Linked DNA regions of Homo sapiens: region 1 is linked to region 2. Evidence: read pairs that join two places in POLR2A ChIA-PET (ENCODE). Cell type or tissue: GM12878. All regions are shown on one strand. Links, peaks and the distances in the headings refer to the core of each region. The heading gives the core; the rest is flanking DNA. Region 1 overlaps MYL2 (myosin light chain 2). Region 2 overlaps PPTC7 (protein phosphatase targeting COQ7).

Region 1 (8,668 bases), core at 447-8,446, 370 kb before region 2:
GGAGTGTGGAATTCTTCTCGGGAGGCAGTGCTGGGTCCTTTCCACCATGGTGAGTACAAGGGCTCCAGGAGGTGATGATGCCGGGTGGGCGAGGAGAGGAAGCCACTACAAGCGAGGGACCACGGCGGAGGGGGAGGAAGGCGGCCCTCAAAGCCTCCAGCCCCTTGTGGAAAAAGCCCCATTGACTGCGCGGGCACAGAGGAACCCCAATCAATGCCCCGATAGGCCACAAATAACAGCAGCTCTCGGGGACTCACAAACACAAAATAAGAGAGTTGGCTTTTTTATGGCTTGTCTACTGACCTCTCGAGGAATCAATAACTCCCAGGACTTGCAAAATGGGATTGAATGCTTTTAAGGATCAAATTGTAATTCTTTTCTCTTGTTCAGGCAGCTGGGAAAAAGAATGTTTTTGTTTTCACCTTTTGAACTTGCAAATTTAAAACCTTTCTTTCTGTGCTGTTGGGTTAGGTGTCCCCCTCCTGAAGTGGGCAGTCCCCAAATCAGGGTCAGCACAGGAGGGAGAGTGGTTAGAGGCAGGAACTCTGGAGTCAGAATGCCCAAGTTCAACTCCCCAAGTTCAACGCCCAAGTTCAACTCCGGCTCTGCCTTCTGTGTGTGTGGCTGTGTGATCTTGGGCAAGTGACCCAACCTCTCTGAGCCTCAGTTGCCTCTCCTGTAAAATGGGGATGATAATAATAGTATCCACTTGACAGAGTGGTTATGAGAATTAAATAATACATATGTAGAGTACCGAATCATTTGCTGTTATTGAAAGTCAGAGAGAAGTGGGGTGGGGAAGAAAGGTCAACTCGCTCTTCTCTGCCCTATTGATGTGGTGCAAGGACGGAGCATTCAGAGAGGAGGTTTTGCTGCCATTTGGAGCAAGGGAAAATTGTGGGGTGTGGGGCGCAGTTGGGTTTTAACACCTTGAAGAACTGTCATTTCATCTTGGCATTCATCATGGCTTAGTGAGCCTGACTTTTTCTTTCCCTCCAATCAATTCTCCTTCTGTGCATTACTGAGCTTTTTGTGAAATGCATCAGAACAAAAGTGGCTGGATCCTGCAGGGGCGATCTGAAGGTGTGGCCTCCATCCCCAGGGACACACCTGTGGCTTCTCCTAGTTGGTGAAGGAGCCACTGCAAGATGCACAAACGCTTATGATCCACTGGTACCAGAGGGCTCTGGAGAAACTTCATGTCATGTCCTTTGCTCCCTCCAGCATCACCGTTTGGAGACCTGAGTGTGGATGCTGTACCCACATTTCACAGATGGGCAGCTGAGCCCTGCAACAGAGATGAACACACCCAGAGTAGGGGCCTGACCTAGTTTTTTGACTCCCAGCCTCTCACTCTTTTAATCGATGCTTTTTTCCCCCAGGCACCTAAGAAAGCAAAGAAGAGAGCCGGGGGCGCCAACTCCAACGTGTTCTCCATGTTCGAACAGACCCAAATCCAGGAATTTAAGGAGGTGGGTGCAGCTATTGAATCATCCGCCTGGATGGAAATCCCACCCACGAGGGAGAACCTTCTTTTTGTTCCATATTCCCAGCAGGGACCTTTCATTAGATGCCTCTATCCTCCAAACAATCCCAAATTCGGCCTGAACGGATGTGTGAATTTTTAAAAGAAACTATTTTTAATATTTTCACTGATTATCAAAGTAAAACATATTCCATGTTGAAAAATGTTGGAAAATTTTTCAGAAAAGCACAGAAAAGGAAATAAAAACTACCTACAATTCTATTACCCAGAGATAATCAGTTCACATTTTAGTATATACCCTTCAAACCATTTTTGTTATCTATGTATATATTTATTAAACAAAATTATAATCTTCTGTGCCCACTGATTACACCTGCATTTTTTTCGTTGAGAAATTCACCATTAACATTTCCTATCATGTATTTAAACCATTTCCTATGGTTAAATATGACATTTGTTTATAATGTTTTACTACTATAAATAACACCTCTTTGCTTGTATCTCTGGTTATTTCTTGGGGGTAAATTCCTAAAAGCAGAACTGCTGGGTCAAAGGAACTTAAAACAACAACAACAAAAGAACTAAAAACAGGCAGAACTGCTGGTCCGAATTGCCCCCCAAAATCACAGCACTAATTCCTATGCCCAGCAGCCTCGTGCCTTTCCCCACATTTCCATCAACGCTGGGTATTAATAGTCACAATTTTTTTTTGCCAGTCTGAGAGGTGAAAAGCAGTATCTTCTGGGTTTTACATTTTACAGTCTTTGATTATTAACCACTAGCCCCATTTGAAACCCCATCGCATTTGATGGCAATGGACCTTATGAAGAGAACCAAAGTACCAATTAGGCCAAACTGCACACGGGCTTGGATGGACAGGCTCAGAATTCATTTTCCAGCCGTTGCGAGGGCTCACACTGACTCATCCACATTCCCACCTGGCTTTCCAGAGGGAACTATGCTAAAATGATGCTAAAGAGACCAGACTGCTTTCTTTTTTTGTGCGTGTGACAGAGTCTCGCTCTGTCACCCAGGCTAGAGTGCAGTGGCACAACCACGGCTCCCTGCAGCATCAACCTCCCAGATTAATCAATCCTCCCACCTCAGCCTCCTGAGTAGCTGGGACCACAGGTACACACCACTGTGCCCAGCTAATTTTTGTGATTTTTGTAAAGATTGAGTCCCCCTGTGTTGCCCAGGCTGGTCTCAAACTCCTGGGCTCGAGCAATTCTCCTGCCTTGACCTCCCAAAGTGCTGGGATTACAGGCATGAGCCACTACACCCTGCCCTAGTGTGCTTTATATCAAAGGGGAAACCATTTGGGGCTTCCAAACAGGAAATGAACAGTCGTACCTTTTGTCCTCACTAACATTCAGATTGCAGGAATGCCGTGTCCCATAGGGAAAGAGAAATTCCTGAGGCAAGTGTCATATCTGAACTTGAGATAGTCACCTTCCAGGCAGAAAGCTACACCCGCCTCTTTTCCCAGCCTCTGGCATCAGCTGCCGGCGGTGTGGGTAAGGGATGCAAAGAACTCAAAACATGTAGCCAGGATTCCCCATTTGGTCTGTTTGTTTGTTTGTTTGTTTGTTTGTTTGTCTGAGTAAATGGGATTACAGGTACTCACCACCATGCCTGGCTAATTTTTTTGTATTTTTACTAGAGACAGGGTTTCACTGTGTTGGCCCGGCTGGTCTCAAACTCCTGGCCTCAAGTGATCCCTCCGCCTCGGCCTCCAAAGTGCTGGGATTACAGGCGTGAGCCACTGCACCTGGCCTAAAGCTATTATTTTTTAAAAAGCTAAAAACTGGTGTCTCATCTGGCCTCTCCACTCCCTAGCCTGCCCTATCTATAAAATGGGACCAGTAATCTATCTCAGCTGACAGTCAGGGAGATTCTCAGAACTTTATAAATGCCCAAGTGTTTTACAAATGAGGAATCACGGGCCAGGCACAGTGGCTCACACCTGCAATCACAGCACTTTGGGAGGCTAAGGTGGGCAGATCACTTGAGGTCAGGAGGTTGAGACCAGCCTGGCCAACGTGGTGAAACCCTGACTCTACTAAAGAAAAATAAGCTGGGCATTGGTGATGCGCGTCTATACTCCCAGCTACTCGGGAGGCTGAGGCAGGAGAATCGCTTGAACCCGGGAGGCGGAGGTTACAGTGAGCCGAGATTGCACCACTGCACTGCGGCCTGGGTGACATAGCAAGACTCTTTCTCAAAAATAAATAAATAAATAAATAAATAGCTTTATAGAGTTATAATTTGCATACCATAAAATTCACCCTTGAAGTGTGCAGTTTTGTGGTTTGCAGTATACTCACAAAGTTGTGCAACCATCACCACTATCTAATTTCAGAATATTTCCATCACCCCCGAAAGAAACCCCATACCCATTAGCAGTCACTTCCTGCTCCTCCCTCTCCCACCAGCCCCTGGCAACTGCTAATCCATTTTCTGTCTCCATGAATTTCCTGTTCTGGACATTTCATAGAAATTGAATCATACAATATGTGGTATTTGTGTCTGGCTTCTTTCACTGATGTTTTAAGGCTCATCCATGTTGTAACCTTTGTAGGAATTTCCCTCCTTTTTATGGCTGAATAATATTCCATTGTATGGACAGACCACATTTGGTTTATCCATTCATCAGTTGATGGACATGTAGGTTATTTTCAGTTTTGGGCTACTGTGAACGATGCTGCTATACACATTTGTGTTCAGGTTTTTTTGTTTTTGTTTTTGTTTTCCGAGATGGAGTCTTGCTCTGTCATCCAGGTTGGAATGCAGTGGCATGATCTCAGCTCACTGCAAGCTCTGCCTCCTGGGTTCAAGCAATTCTCCTACCTCGGCCTCCCAAGTAGCTAGGATTACAGGCATGCGCCACCACGCCTGGCTAATTTTTGTATTTTTAATAGAGACGGAGTTTCACCATGTTGGCCAGGCTGGTCTTGAATTCCTGACCTCAAGTAACCCACGGGCCTAGGCCTCCCAAAGTGCTGGGATTACAGGCGTGAGCCACTGTGCCCAGCCTTGTGTACAGGCTTTTATGTGGACATGTTTTCAATTCTCTTGGGTATATATCTAGCAGTGGAATGTCTGGGTCATATGATAACACGAGGCCTGACGTTTTGAAGAAACTGTTGGATTATCTTCAATTGTTGACTTTTAATCTGAGGTCCTACAATGATCTTTGAAGATCCCAGAATCCACTCCTGCCAAGTCCTTGGCCCAATCTCTTGGGCAACTCTGCCAGTTTCTCCCAGGCTGAGCTGCCAATCACTTCCCTTCCACAGGCCTTCACTATCATGGACCAGAACAGGGATGGCTTCATTGACAAGAACGATCTGAGAGACACCTTTGCTGCCCTTGGTATGTCACCCTCTCTAGCCCTGCATGAGGGTCTCTTTATCTCACATCCATGAGGAGCAGGAGGTGGGACCATCAGAAAAGCTCAAGATGGTGTCATTTCCCAAAGAAACAACTCTGCCACAACTGGTCTTTAAGACAAATTTCAGGGGATGGGAAAGAAGTGTTTAGTCTTTGAGTACCTTCAGATATCTTTTTTTTCTCTTGAAATAACTTTTTTGTGTGATTTTGAATGCAATGTCAGCTCACAACAGAAAATGGGGAAAAAATGCAGAAAAGTATAAAGGAGAAAATGACATCACCCAGAAGGTCATATTCCACTGTGAACATTCCAGTCCCTCCTCTAAGTCTTTCTAGACATGTCTGTTAGGTTTGGGTTTTAGTTTTTTAAATTATTGGAATCATTCTCTTTCGAATTTATCTTCTAAAATGTATCATCTCAACAGTGTGAGCATGAGTACATGGAGTTTCTTCAAAATATACATGCCCAATCTGCTACCCGCCACCACCACTTACTCCTGACCTTAGAACTCAGGGCAACCATACACAGCTGTGCAGACTGCGCACTGCACAATTCTACAGGGAAGTATTCACATTTGTAGTGAGTGTAGCTTTTTATACTTAAAACATACATTGGCTTAAAAAATGACAGATTTTTCTTATTTGCACAAAGTTAGGCTTGTGGCAGGACTAGAGCAGGTAAATCAGAACCTCCACGGCTGTGGGTTACAGCAGGTTTAACTTGTAAAAGTTCCCTCAGGTGATCCTGATCTGTCTCTCCCGCCTCCAACTGTGAAGGGCTAATTTACAACATGAGCCTTTCCCATTTGAGTGAAAAATGAAAATATCTGCATCAAATGTTCCAGGTTCTGAAGACACTATTTTAAATATAATGAACTGGCCGGCATGGTGGCTCACACCTGTAATCCCAGCACTTTGGGAGGCGTAGGCTGGAGGACCACTTGAACCCAGGACTTCGAGACCTGCCTGGGCAACATGGCAAAACCCTGTCTGTCCAAAAAACTACAAAAATTAGCCAGGCATGGTGGCATGCACCTGCAATCCCAGCTACTTGGGAGGCTGAGGCACGAGAATCGCTTGAACCTGGGAGGCGGAGGTTACAGTGAGTCGAGATTGTACCACTACACTCCAGCCTGGGTGACACAGCCAGACCCTGTCTCAAAGAAAAATAAATAAATAACGAACACCTTCCCACATCAGATGTTAGGGTCGCTTCCAGTCATTTGGTTATTATAAATAACACTGTCAAGAACATCTTCTCAGAAAAGATCTTTGCCTCCATCCACCCCATCTCTGATGATTTCTAGACTAGATTTCTTGAAGTGGAATCCCAGGAGCCAATGGCAGTGTCATAATGGTTCTTTCTCCCCAGCTCGGAGTCCCTGAGTGTGTGTTTCCTACCCTAGGGCGAGTGAACGTGAAAAATGAAGAAATTGATGAAATGATCAAGGAGGCTCCGGGTCCAATTAACTTTACTGTGTTCCTCACAATGTTTGGGGAGAAACTTAAGGGTAAGGTCGTGTGTGTGTGTGTGTGTCTGTGTGTATGTGTCTATGTTTCTTCGGGGGGGCTGGCAGAAGATGGTTAACTTTAAAAGAGATAAAGCACCATTGGAAAAAAATAATGAAAACAGCAACTTGGCTGGGCGCAGTGGCTGATGCCTGTAATCCCCAGCACTTTCAGAGGCCGAGGCGGGCAGATCACTTGAGGTCAGGAGTTCAAGACCAACCTGGCCAACATGGTGAAACCCCATCTGTACTAAAAACACACAAAAAAATTAGCCAGGCATGGTGGTGTGCACCTGTAGTCCCAGGTACTCAGGAGGCTGAGGCGGGAGAATCCCTTGAACCGGGATGTCAGAGGTTGCAGTGAGCTGACATTGTGCCACTGCACTCCGGCCTTGGTAACAAGGTGAGACTCTGTCTCAAAACAAAACAAAACAAAACAAAAACACAGCAACTAACATTGCTCCAAGACTTAACCTAAGTCAGACCTCATGCTAACCACTTTATATGCATTACCCCACTTAATAGCAACTAGGAGGTATGCTCTATTCTTATCACCAGTTTACAGATGGGGAACTGAGACTAAGAGACAGAAAGTCCCTTGTCTGAGGCCACATGGCTAGCAAGTGCCAGGGTTAAGATTTGAATCCCAGGCTTTCAAATCTAGATGATGTTTGACCTTGGGTTCTCAGCCCTCTCTTCGAAATACAGAGGCTCAGTGATCAGACGAAAGCAGGGTCTTTTTCCTCCATGCAAAGCAGCCTTGCTCTGGCCCCTTCATCTCTGGGGGAACTTGGGCCCTGCTGCCTGGGGTGCCAGTGGTTCCCAGCCACCCCCAGTACATGTAAGCCCTGTGTTCCGTTTCAGGAGCGGACCCTGAGGAAACCATTCTCAACGCATTCAAAGTGTTTGACCCTGAAGGCAAAGGGGTGCTGAAGGCTGATTAGTGAGTGGGGTCTGTGGGGGAGGAAGGGGGTTCCCTGCTTGCCCCCTGTCCCCCCTACACACACACAACTGACACCAACACCTGCTTTCCTTTCTCTGCAGCGTTCGGGAAATGCTGACCACGCAGGCGGAGAGGTTTTCCAAGGAGGAGGTAATGGGGTCCTTCAAGCACTCCCTCTAACCCAGCTCCTGGGTTCTCCTTCTGGGGGGCTCCGTCTCCCCTCTCGTCTAAAGCACCCCTGACCCCACACTGACAGAGAACCAGCTATCGTCTTCTGAGGCCTGGCCTCATTTCATTCTCTGCCACCCTATGAGGTAGGGACTGGCATAACTGCCATTTTACAGATAGGCAAACTGAGACCCAGGGAAGTAAAGTCACTCATCTAAAATAACAATAATCACACCTGTAATCCCAGCACTTTGGGAGGCCAAGGCAGGAGGATCACTTGAGACCAGGAGTTTGAGACCAGCCTAGCCAACATGAGGAAACCCTGTCTCTACTAAAAATACAAAAATTAGCTGGGCATGGTGGTGGACGCCTGTATTCCCAGCCACTCAGGAGGCTGACGCATGGCACGAGAATCGCTTGAACCCGGGAGGCAGAGGTTGCAATGAGCCAAGATCATGCCACTGCACTCCAGTCTGGGCAACAGAGCAAGACTCTGTCTCAAAAATAAAATAAAATAACAACACTAATAGTAAATGCCAGGACCTAGATTCAAACCTAGGTCTGCGTGACTGCAGGTTCTGCCTTGCTCACGATGCATAGAGACCTGCTTAGAGCATGACATTATTATGGCGTGAAGGGCCGCCACATACTGTCATGTGAGTTGTGCACTGAACAATTCTTCTAAATGTCAGTTTCATAAAAGTCATCAGACTGTGTATTTGTTGCAACAGCTTTCCAGAACTGGCAGTAAAGTGTCTGGTAATAATTTTTTTTTTTTTCAACTCAGGTGGTGCGGTAGTGAGTTTGGTAGAAGGGGCACTTTTGCTAATTTGCCAAAGCTTCTGTATGAGCAAGCAATGGTGCCGTCAACCTTATTAGTGAACCTTAATGAGTCGATTTTAAATGCTCCCCTCATAGCCTCACAGGCCTGTTTCCATCAAGTTCCACATTTTACTAAAAATTGTATGTAGATTTTCCCTCCCCCAAAATTCAAGCAGCTAAAAGGGCTGCCTTCACTTTCCACCTGCTGTGTGCTTTGAACAAGCTCCTTAACCTCACTGCACCTCAATTTCCTCATCTGTAAAGTGGGAATAATAATAGAAGCTACCTCATAGGAGATTGCGAGGATTCGACATGTTAATGTGGGGAAAGTGTGAACTTGTGGCAAGG
Region 2 (8,668 bases), core at 491-8,490:
TGATTAAATACCAGTCATTTTTATTGCTTTCTGTCAATGCAAATGGAAGAATTCAGATCATCTGTGGCCCAATTACTATGTATAATACAAATCCTTTTTCTTTCCCCACCGTGTTAACCCTGATCAGGATTTTATTGATATTCGTAGAGGATGTGGAGCATAACTAAGAAAGGTCCTGTTTAGGCAAAGGAGATTGAAATTATGGTGTGTTGCTCTGTGGGGTCATGTGTTAAAATGTGTGTGCAAAGGCAGCCTAGGAAGAAAAAATAAATGGAGATGATTTTTGTTTCTAGGTAGCAGCACCGCCTGCATTGTGGTGCTGGACAGAACCAGCCACCGCTTACACACAGCAAACCTGGGCGATTCAGGCTTCCTGGTTGTCAGGGGTGGTGAAGTCGTGCACCGATCAGATGAGCAGCAGCATTACTTCAACACTCCATTCCAGCTCTCAATCGCTCCCCCTGAAGCCGAGGGAGTCGTCTTGAGCGACAGGTAATCTCCCCTCTCAGCCATTAAGTGTGAGCAGGACGTGGCTCATTCATAGTCCCCTCCTGTCCCCCTTGAGTGCAGTGAGGTAGGCATTTCCATGAAAAGAATACACTGAGAATGTTCTCATCAAGAGGACCTTTTAGTTTAACTTTGAAAGATACTTTTCTGGAACTAGATAATCTAGCTAAGTGGAATTCTGATAAATACCCAATAATTTGACAAGACCATGAAAATACTATTTCAGGCTTACAGAATATCAATTTTTCATATCAACACCACATGGTACATACAGTACTTTATTAAATTGTGCTGGAGAAATGAGTCATTGTTCATGCATGCCATTGCTTGTACAAGATTTTGCATACATTGTTAGGGAAGAGCACAAACAGACATCTGCGTTATTTATTGGAGTAACTTCCTGATTCTCTAGACCTCTTACTACATGCATCAAATAGAACTTGCAGGAAATGGAGTCAAAATGGTCTTAAGTGACTGGGCACGGTGACTCACGCCTGTAATCCCAGGACTTTGGGAGGCTGAGGCGGGTGGATCACTTGAGGCCAGGAGTTCAAGACCAGCTTGGCCAACATGGTGAAACCCCATCTCTACTAAAAATGCAAAAATTAGCTGGGCGTGATGGCGGGCGCCTGTAGTCCCAGCTACTCAGGAGGCTGAGGCAGGAGAATCGCTTGAACCCAGGAGGCAGAGATTGCAGTGAGCCGAGATTGCGCCACTGCACTCTAGCCTGGGTGACAGAGCAAGACTCTGTCTCAAAAAAAACCAAAACAATAAAACCAAAATGGTCTTGAGGTGGGCACAGTGGTGTAGGACCATAGTCCCAGGTACTTGAGAGGCTGAGGCTGGAAAATCGCTGGAGTCCAGCCTGGGTGACATAGTGACACCCTGTCTTTTAAAAAAAGTGGTCTTGGATATGTTCTTTGATAATGTTATTGAGGTGTTCTCTTTTTCTTTCTCACATCTTTTCTCAGTTCACTTTTAAATTGTCAAGAACGTTCCAAGATGCTGCTTTTTTTCCCCGCCCCTTCTCTGAGACAGAGTCCTGCTCTTGTTGCCCAGGCTGGAGTGCAATGGCATGATCTCAGCTCACTGCAACCTCCGCCTCCTGGTTCAAGCGATTCTCCTGCCTCAGCCTCCCAAGTAGCTGGGATTACAGGTGCCCGCCACCATGCCTGGCTAATTTTTGTATTTTTAGTAGAGACAGGGTTTCACCATGTTGGCCAGGCTTGTCTCAAACTCCTGACCTCGTGATCCACCCGCCTCGGCCTCCCAAAGTGCTGGGATTACAGGCATGAGCCACTGCGCCCAGCCAAAATGGTGCTTTTTTTGAGTTGACTTTTACAGTTTATCTTTTCTTAGATGAGTGTCCAGAGTAAGGCAAAGCCTCAGATTTCAGTGTCTTTAACAATCTTATAGCTTTATAGGACCTGGCACAAACATCACTGGCAATTCATAAATGTTGATTAATGGACAATGAACCTTTTGTAAAAATAGAAGCATTCTAGCAAGTACTTGTCTCTACTTAATAGCTCTCATTAAACCATCTCTTAGGTCCAAACTAAGATAAAATGAATTATTATTGCCATCTTTTAAACTGGAACGAGCATGTTATGTAATTAAATGTTCAGCATTGCCCATCTAAAAATTTAGCAGTAAAAGTAACTTTTACCGGTAAAAGTCTAAATATTCTTCCAATTATGGTCACCAGTCTAAATCCAAAAGTAAAAAGTAAAAGTAGGCGGGTGACCATAATTGGAAGAGTATTTGATTCTAGGCCCTTCTAAAGTTGGCTGTAATCTACATTATTGTTAGCCACACTGGAGTGGGGAGAACTCTGAACCCCAAGGCCTCCGTAGAGCCCAAGCTCAGATCACAGTTTTTGGAGACTGGTGCTTCAATTTTTTCTTCATTTGATTCTTCTTGTTGGGCTTCCAAGCACCAAAGCAGCCCTGCCATATCTCACACACTGTCTGTGGGACAGACAGGTTGGGGCAGTACTCTGCCGGCATGCCAGCGAGGTGGAGGTGGCTTCCCCTAGAGCCCAGAGACAGCTCGCTAGCATGTGATTTCAGCTCATGTTTCAGTGCGGTCAAAAGTTTCCAGCAGCACAGTATGTTCAATCAAAATGGGCAAAACTGCAGCTGGCAGAACACCAAGCTCATGGGTGGGAGTGTTAGGAGAGGACGAACTGTCCAATGGGAGCAAGACTCTCACAGACAGAATAGCAAAGGACACTTCTGGGGAAAGAAAAACCTCAGCATAAAACAGAGCTTCAGTGCCAACCTGGTCATTAATCTACACTTCTAGAATCTGATTAGCTTTCAAAGGCTGAGCAGATGAGAGCGTCTTGCATTGTTTTCTCTTTATTCCACAGAAAGAATTGACCTGATTTCCCCCAGTTTTACAGTCTTTTTCCCTTTTTTTTTTTTCATGCTGCATGTATCTCCTTAGTTAATGGTCCCTCTTATCTACAGAATATTATTTTAACCTTAACTTACAGGTTTTCCTTTAGTAGACATTTTTACAAAATGTTGATTATCTAAATATGTAAGTGAAAGTCGGTTCCCTGCAGCAGCACATGGCAGAACTTTACATGTGCCACCTTTTTCCTCAGTCAAGTGAAGATGAACCAGAAATTTTCTGAGTGCATTTAGTGTGAATCCTCATAGGCATGTGTGCTTTTGTTTGTTAGTTTTTATGCTTTCTCTTCACAAATGTTGTCACATGTTGCTTACACAAGTGTTGGGGTTTTTCCGTGGAGCTTAGGGTGCTTTGGATCTGGTGCCTCCCTTCCGGGTCGGTATCTGATTTGCTTTCCTGGCTCTTGTTCCTTAATTACAGATTAAGGCGGATTATCAGATCTCACCTTTCCCTCCCCAGGGAGGCCTGGAAGGAGGGAAACTGGCCTTAAGAAGTCGCCAAGAACCAGCCTCAGGAGGCCATGATCTCTGAATATAGGATCTTTTCTCCCCACCCGGGGTTTTCCCCCATTTTTATGTCTGTTTTCATCAGGCATTGTCAGAGAAAAAGATCTTCCATCTGTTTTTTTTTTCAAGAGTTGTACACAAAAAAGTTTAGTGAGACATCTGCCTCCTGTTCCTGCCCTTAGCCACATATTCTGTCCTCAAAGGTTTCTTTATGAGCAGTTTCTTTAGTTTCTTTTTCTTTTTTTTTTTTTTTTTTTTTTTTTTGAGACAGAGTCTCGCTCTGCTGCCCAGGCTGCTGGAGTGCAGTGGCGCAATCTCGGCTCACTGCTACTGCTGCCTCCCTGGCTCTAGCAATTCTCCTGCTTCAGCCTCCCGAGTAGCTGGAATTACAGGTGTGCACCACCATGATCTAACTTTTTGTATTTTTTAGTAGAGACAGGGTTTCACCATGTTGGGCAGGCTGGTCTTGAACTCCTGACCTCAAGTGATCTGCCCACCTTGGCCTCCCAAAGTGCTGGGATTACAGGTGTGAGCCACCACCCACAGCCCGCTATGAGCAGTTTCTTTGATTCTCTCCAGATCTATTCCCTGCATATAGAAGCATCCATGTCTGTGTGTCTTTCTGCCTTTTTTTTTTTACGGAAATGGTTGCACATACGACACACCGTCTTCACCTTGCTTTCTTCAACAGTATATTGAAGAGTTTTTTCCCCCAATTTGGAGAGTCAAATATTTTGCTGCTTCATTCAGTTATGCAACAGATATTTCTTCTATTTTTTTTTTTTCTTGAGATGGAGTCTTGCTCTGTTGCCCAGGCTAGAGTGCAGTGGCGCCATCTCAGCTCACTGCAACCTTCAGCTTTGGGGTTGAAGCAAGTGATTCTCCTGTGTCGGCCTCCCAAGTAGCTGGGATTATAGGCGCACGCCACCATGCTTGGCTAACGTTTGTATTTTTAGCAGAGATGGGGTTTCACCATGATGGCCAGGCTGGTCTTGAACTCCTGACCTCAAATAATCTGCTTGCCTCGGCTTCCCAAAGTGCTGGGATTACAGGGGTGAGCCACCACGCCTGGTCAAGATATCAAGATATTTCTTGAAGACGTGTTACATGAGGCACACTAATAAATACCTACGTATGATGACCACTTTGGGACCCTTGGGAGACACAGAGTCCTTACTATGCCAAAATACTGTAGCTATTTCCGGTGAATGTATTCTTTTTTTTTTTTTTTTTTTTTGAGACGGAGTTTAGCTCTCGTTGCCCTAGCTGGAGTGCAATGGTGCAATCTCAGCTCACTGCAACCTCTGCCTCCCAGGTTCAAGTGATTCTCCTGCCTCAGCCTCCCTAGTAGCTGGGATTACAGGCGTGTGCCACCACGCCCAGCTAATTTTTTGTATTTTTGGTAGAAACGGGTTTTAACCAGGCTGGTCTCAAACTCCTGACCTCAGGTGATCCGCCCGCCTTGGCCTCCCAAAGTGCAGGGATTACAAGCGTGAGCCACTGCGACTGGCAAGTGAATGAATTATTTTTTTCCTTTTTCTTTTTCTTTGAGATGGAGTCTCACTCTGTTGCCAGGCTGGAGGGCAGTGGCACGATCTTGGCTCACTGGCTCACTGCAACCTCCATCTCCCGGGTTCAAGCAATTCTCCTGCCTCAGCCTCCTGAATAGCTGGGATCACAAGCGTGTGCCACCACGCCTGGCTAATTTTTTAATTTTTAGTAGAGACGGGGTTTCACCGTGTTGGTCAGGCTGGTCTTGCACTCCTGACCTCAGGTGATCCACCCACCTTGGCCTCCCAAAGTGCTGGGATTACAGGCGTGAGCCACCACACCCAGCAGTGAATGAATTCTTATAAGATTGGCGGCTGGGCGCAGTGGCTCACGCCTGTTATCCCAGCACTTTGAGAGGCCAAGGCGGGCAGATCACGAGGTCAGGAGATCAAGACCATCCTGGCCAACATGGTGAAACCCTGTCTCTACTAAAAATACAAAAAATTAGCCGGGCATGGTTGCGGGCACCTGTAGTCCCAGCTACTCGGGAGGCTGCGCCAGGAGAATGGCGTGAACCCAGGAAGCGGAGCTCGCAGTGAGCCGAGATCGCGCCACTGAACTCCAGCCTGGGCGACAGAGCGAGACTCTGTCTCAAAAAAAAAAAAAAGATTGGCATGTTGTTCTCCACAGGTATTCATCATCCCACCCTCACTATGGCACTCCAGGACCCAGATTCAAATATTCGAGGAAACTGATGAGTGAAATATGTGAATAAGAGGGGGTGGGCTGGGTGGCTGGTGATTACAGTGGCTCATGCCTGTAATCCCAGCACTTTGGGAGGCCGGGGCAGGCGGATCACCTGAGGTCAGGAGTTCAAGACCAGCCTGGCCAACGTGGCAAAACCCTGTCTCTACTAAAAATGTAAAAACAAATTAGGCGTGGTGGTGCATGACTGTGGTCCTACAGGCACTATTTTACATGCCTGTAGTCCCAGCTACTTGGGAGGCTGAGACAGGAGAATCGCTTGAACCCAAGAGGCAGAGGTTGCAGTGAGCCTATATCGTGCCACTGCATTCCAGCCTCGACAACAGAGCGAGACTTGTCTCCAAAAAAAAAAAAAAAAAAGGCGGGGGGGGATGGAATTCGGCTGTAAAGAATTAGGAATAAAGACTCATTTCCACTAGGATTTTAGAGGTGTGTTAGATCTGACTCAGAAGAGGACCCTTCCTCCCTCCTTCTCAGCCACTTGTGACTAATCATCAGACTTGGTTTTACTCGGTAGTTTCAGTTAAAAATTTGAAACATTTATATTAGAATTTTCGATTAACTTTTTTCAGAGTTGGGAATTTCAGAATGACTTTTTTTAAAAATTGACTCCATTATGATAAATCAGTTTTTCTTGCAGAAAGCTTATTACATTGTAAAATAGTGCCTGTAGGACATTTTCAACTCATCTGTAAAGGGCCTTCTTAACTTTGTCCCTCCCCTGTCCTTGCCACAGTCCGGATGCTGCTGATAGCACGTCTTTCGATGTCCAGCTAGGAGACATTATCCTGACGGCAACAGATGGACTCTTTGACAACATGCCTGATTATATGATTCTTCAGGAGCTAAAAAAGTTAAAGGTAATTAACTCAAAGGTTAGCTCTTGGGAAAAGTGGCCCTCTCTGGATAGCTGAGTTTTATGGATTCAGTTGCATTATCTCTTTGTAGTTTTGGAAAGAACTATTTTGTGAATTTCAGGAAAATAATAATAGCTCTGGTCTTTCAAATAATTAGAGCACTTGGAAAAAGAAGCTTCCTACCCAAGGTTTTCATAGGCTGGTAGAAGTAGGAAAAGTCTAGATGGAGGGCATTTCTTGTTTGTATCTTTATTTATATTTTAATGGTGTCGGGTCCTGGTTGTTTCTCCTTTTATTCTTCTAACACCCAGCAGGTGTTGAATCAGGCAAAGACAGGAAATAGTCATGCCAGAGCCAGCCAAAGGCAGCAGGCCACTGGAAGCCTCAGTGTGACCTGAGCTGCCACCAGTAACCAAATAGTATGGGTTTCTCCCATAGAGGAAGGAGGTGAAACTAGGCTTTCAATTTTTTCCTGGCTTTGTGAACATACTCTGGGAAAAATGAGTCTTTTTCTCATGAGTCTTTACCTCTAACCAGTATGACTTTGGGTACGTTTCTTTCTTTTTTTTATTATTTATTGAAGTTGCTGAGATCTGAGGGTTTCTTAAAACTGTTTAAGCAGTATTTTCTTCATATAAAATGGGGCATCCTAAAGATCCTCTTTTATAGGGTTGCAGTGAGGATTAACTACAGCCCTGTGTAGGAACTCCTTAGCGCCACGCCTTGTCTGTGGAGTGCAGTCAGTGTGAGGTGCTTCCTTGTCACAGGCACCGTGCTCTGTGTGGTGACACAGTGGTGAGCAGAATCTACACAGTCCCTACCTGTATGGAACTTACATCCTAGTGGAGGAAAATAGATAAATACAGGGAAGTAAATCTATGATGTAATGTGGGTGCTAAATAAGAAAAACAAAGCTGGATAAGGGAATAGAGAGTAGAAGGGACTGCTACTACTTTAGATAGATTGGTCAGGAAGGGCCTTTTTGAGGAGGTGACATTGAAGCAGAGACCTGTCATTATACTGAAACTAGAGCTGAAGTGGACCTCGTGTTCCCATCCCCGTTTTGCAGATGAGGAAGTTGGAGCAGCAAGGATAAAGGTATGGCCCAAGATTTCACAGCTCGACAGGAATCTCTTCCTGATATAAAATTCTGAAGGTATTTTCACTAGAGCAACTGGTAGCTCTTGGAGAGCAAACTGGGGTTGGCCAGGCTGTGTTCCTAAGCAAGGAAGCTTTTGAGGTATCCTTCAAAGGCTATCAGAATCTGCCTTTTCAGTTCATCCTATTTTAGCAAGAATACCTTAAGAATTTCAAATGGGAAAAAAAGCAAAAATGAAAATCCAAACTTTAGGGCTTAAGGCCACCAAAGCAAAGGACTTTCTGATTGATACCTTGTGCAGGCAGCACTGGAGTCTTGTTCATATTAGCCAGGGCATGATGTTTTAATGTCTTTTCTAACTAGAATAAAACTTACATGATGGAAAAGGTGGTTAGATAAATGTTACTGTCTTGAGCATTATGGTAAAATAACTTCCTCATGCTTTATCTTAGAATTCAAATTATGAGAGTATACAACAGACTGCCAGAAGCATTGCTGAGCAAGCTCATGAGCTGGCCTATGACCCAAATTATATGTCACCTTTTGCACAGTTTGCATGTGACAATGGATTGAATGTGAGAGGTAAGCATTCTTTGGGAAGGTCATAGGGACTGACTGGGGACATGGTGTCAGTAGAGTGGAGCATTCTGGGCTCTGGGTGAGACTGTGGAGGTGTCCTCTCCCAGCCCCCAAACTGTGCACTTGTGGCTTTCAGCAAGGTCAGGAGGATGAGAGCAAGTGCATTTCGTCATGTCTTCCCCACACAGCATGCCCTTCAGAACTGAACCTCATTGGCGGCAGAGGCAGGTGGAACCTGAAGCCCTTTATTGCCGCCACCGCAATGCTTGGACCTGAACCCAAAAGGCTTCCGAGCTCTGCCCAGAGTGCGTGGACATTCCTAACAGTTTAACATTCAGCCTTTCACGTGTCTGACATTTCGCTTCTCCCTTCCTCTGGCTTTGTGGGACTCAACAGTATTTGCCTGACAAATTGCCACAGCAGGGTTTGAAGAGGGAAGCAAT

Evidence for each region. ChIA-PET counts read pairs that join two places held together with the same protein. Peaks named below come from ENCODE experiments on the same cell type or tissue, not always from the same donor. Only the 100,000 strongest peaks of a DNase experiment are listed, where the experiment ranks them.
Region 1: POLR2A ChIA-PET joins it to region 2 with 6 read pairs; 1 of 35 experiments calls an interaction of 5 or more read pairs at or near these places.

The regions. Positions count from the first base shown.
Region 1 is chr12:110,911,908-110,920,575 of GRCh38, reverse strand. MYL2 (myosin light chain 2) reads left to right here. Exons shown (of 7, transcript NM_000432.4): 1 at 1-49; 2 at 1,383-1,472; 3 at 4,786-4,861; 4 at 6,286-6,390; 5 at 7,252-7,330; 6 at 7,432-7,480. The coding sequence starts at 47. Among named protein-coding and RNA genes, the nearest start is that of MYL2, 4.3 kb to the left of the region's middle. RefSeq lists enhancers at 1-1,623, 2,164-2,663, 2,664-3,165. In GM12878, for the core only: no CTCF peak of the experiment used is centred there; a DNase peak (open chromatin) is centred at 7,005; H3K4me3 peaks cover 433 bases; H3K27ac peaks cover 2,289 bases.
Region 2 is chr12:110,537,704-110,546,371 of GRCh38, reverse strand. It overlaps PPTC7 (protein phosphatase targeting COQ7), which reads left to right. Exons shown (of 6, transcript NM_139283.2): 3 at 294-492; 4 at 6,427-6,550; 5 at 8,099-8,228. Among named protein-coding and RNA genes, the nearest start is that of RAD9B, 40 kb to the right of the region's middle. RefSeq lists enhancers at 2,337-2,436, 4,918-5,418, 5,419-5,919. In GM12878, for the core only: no CTCF peak of the experiment used is centred there; DNase peaks (open chromatin) are centred at 2,621, 3,171 and 3,581; H3K27ac peaks cover 2,814 bases.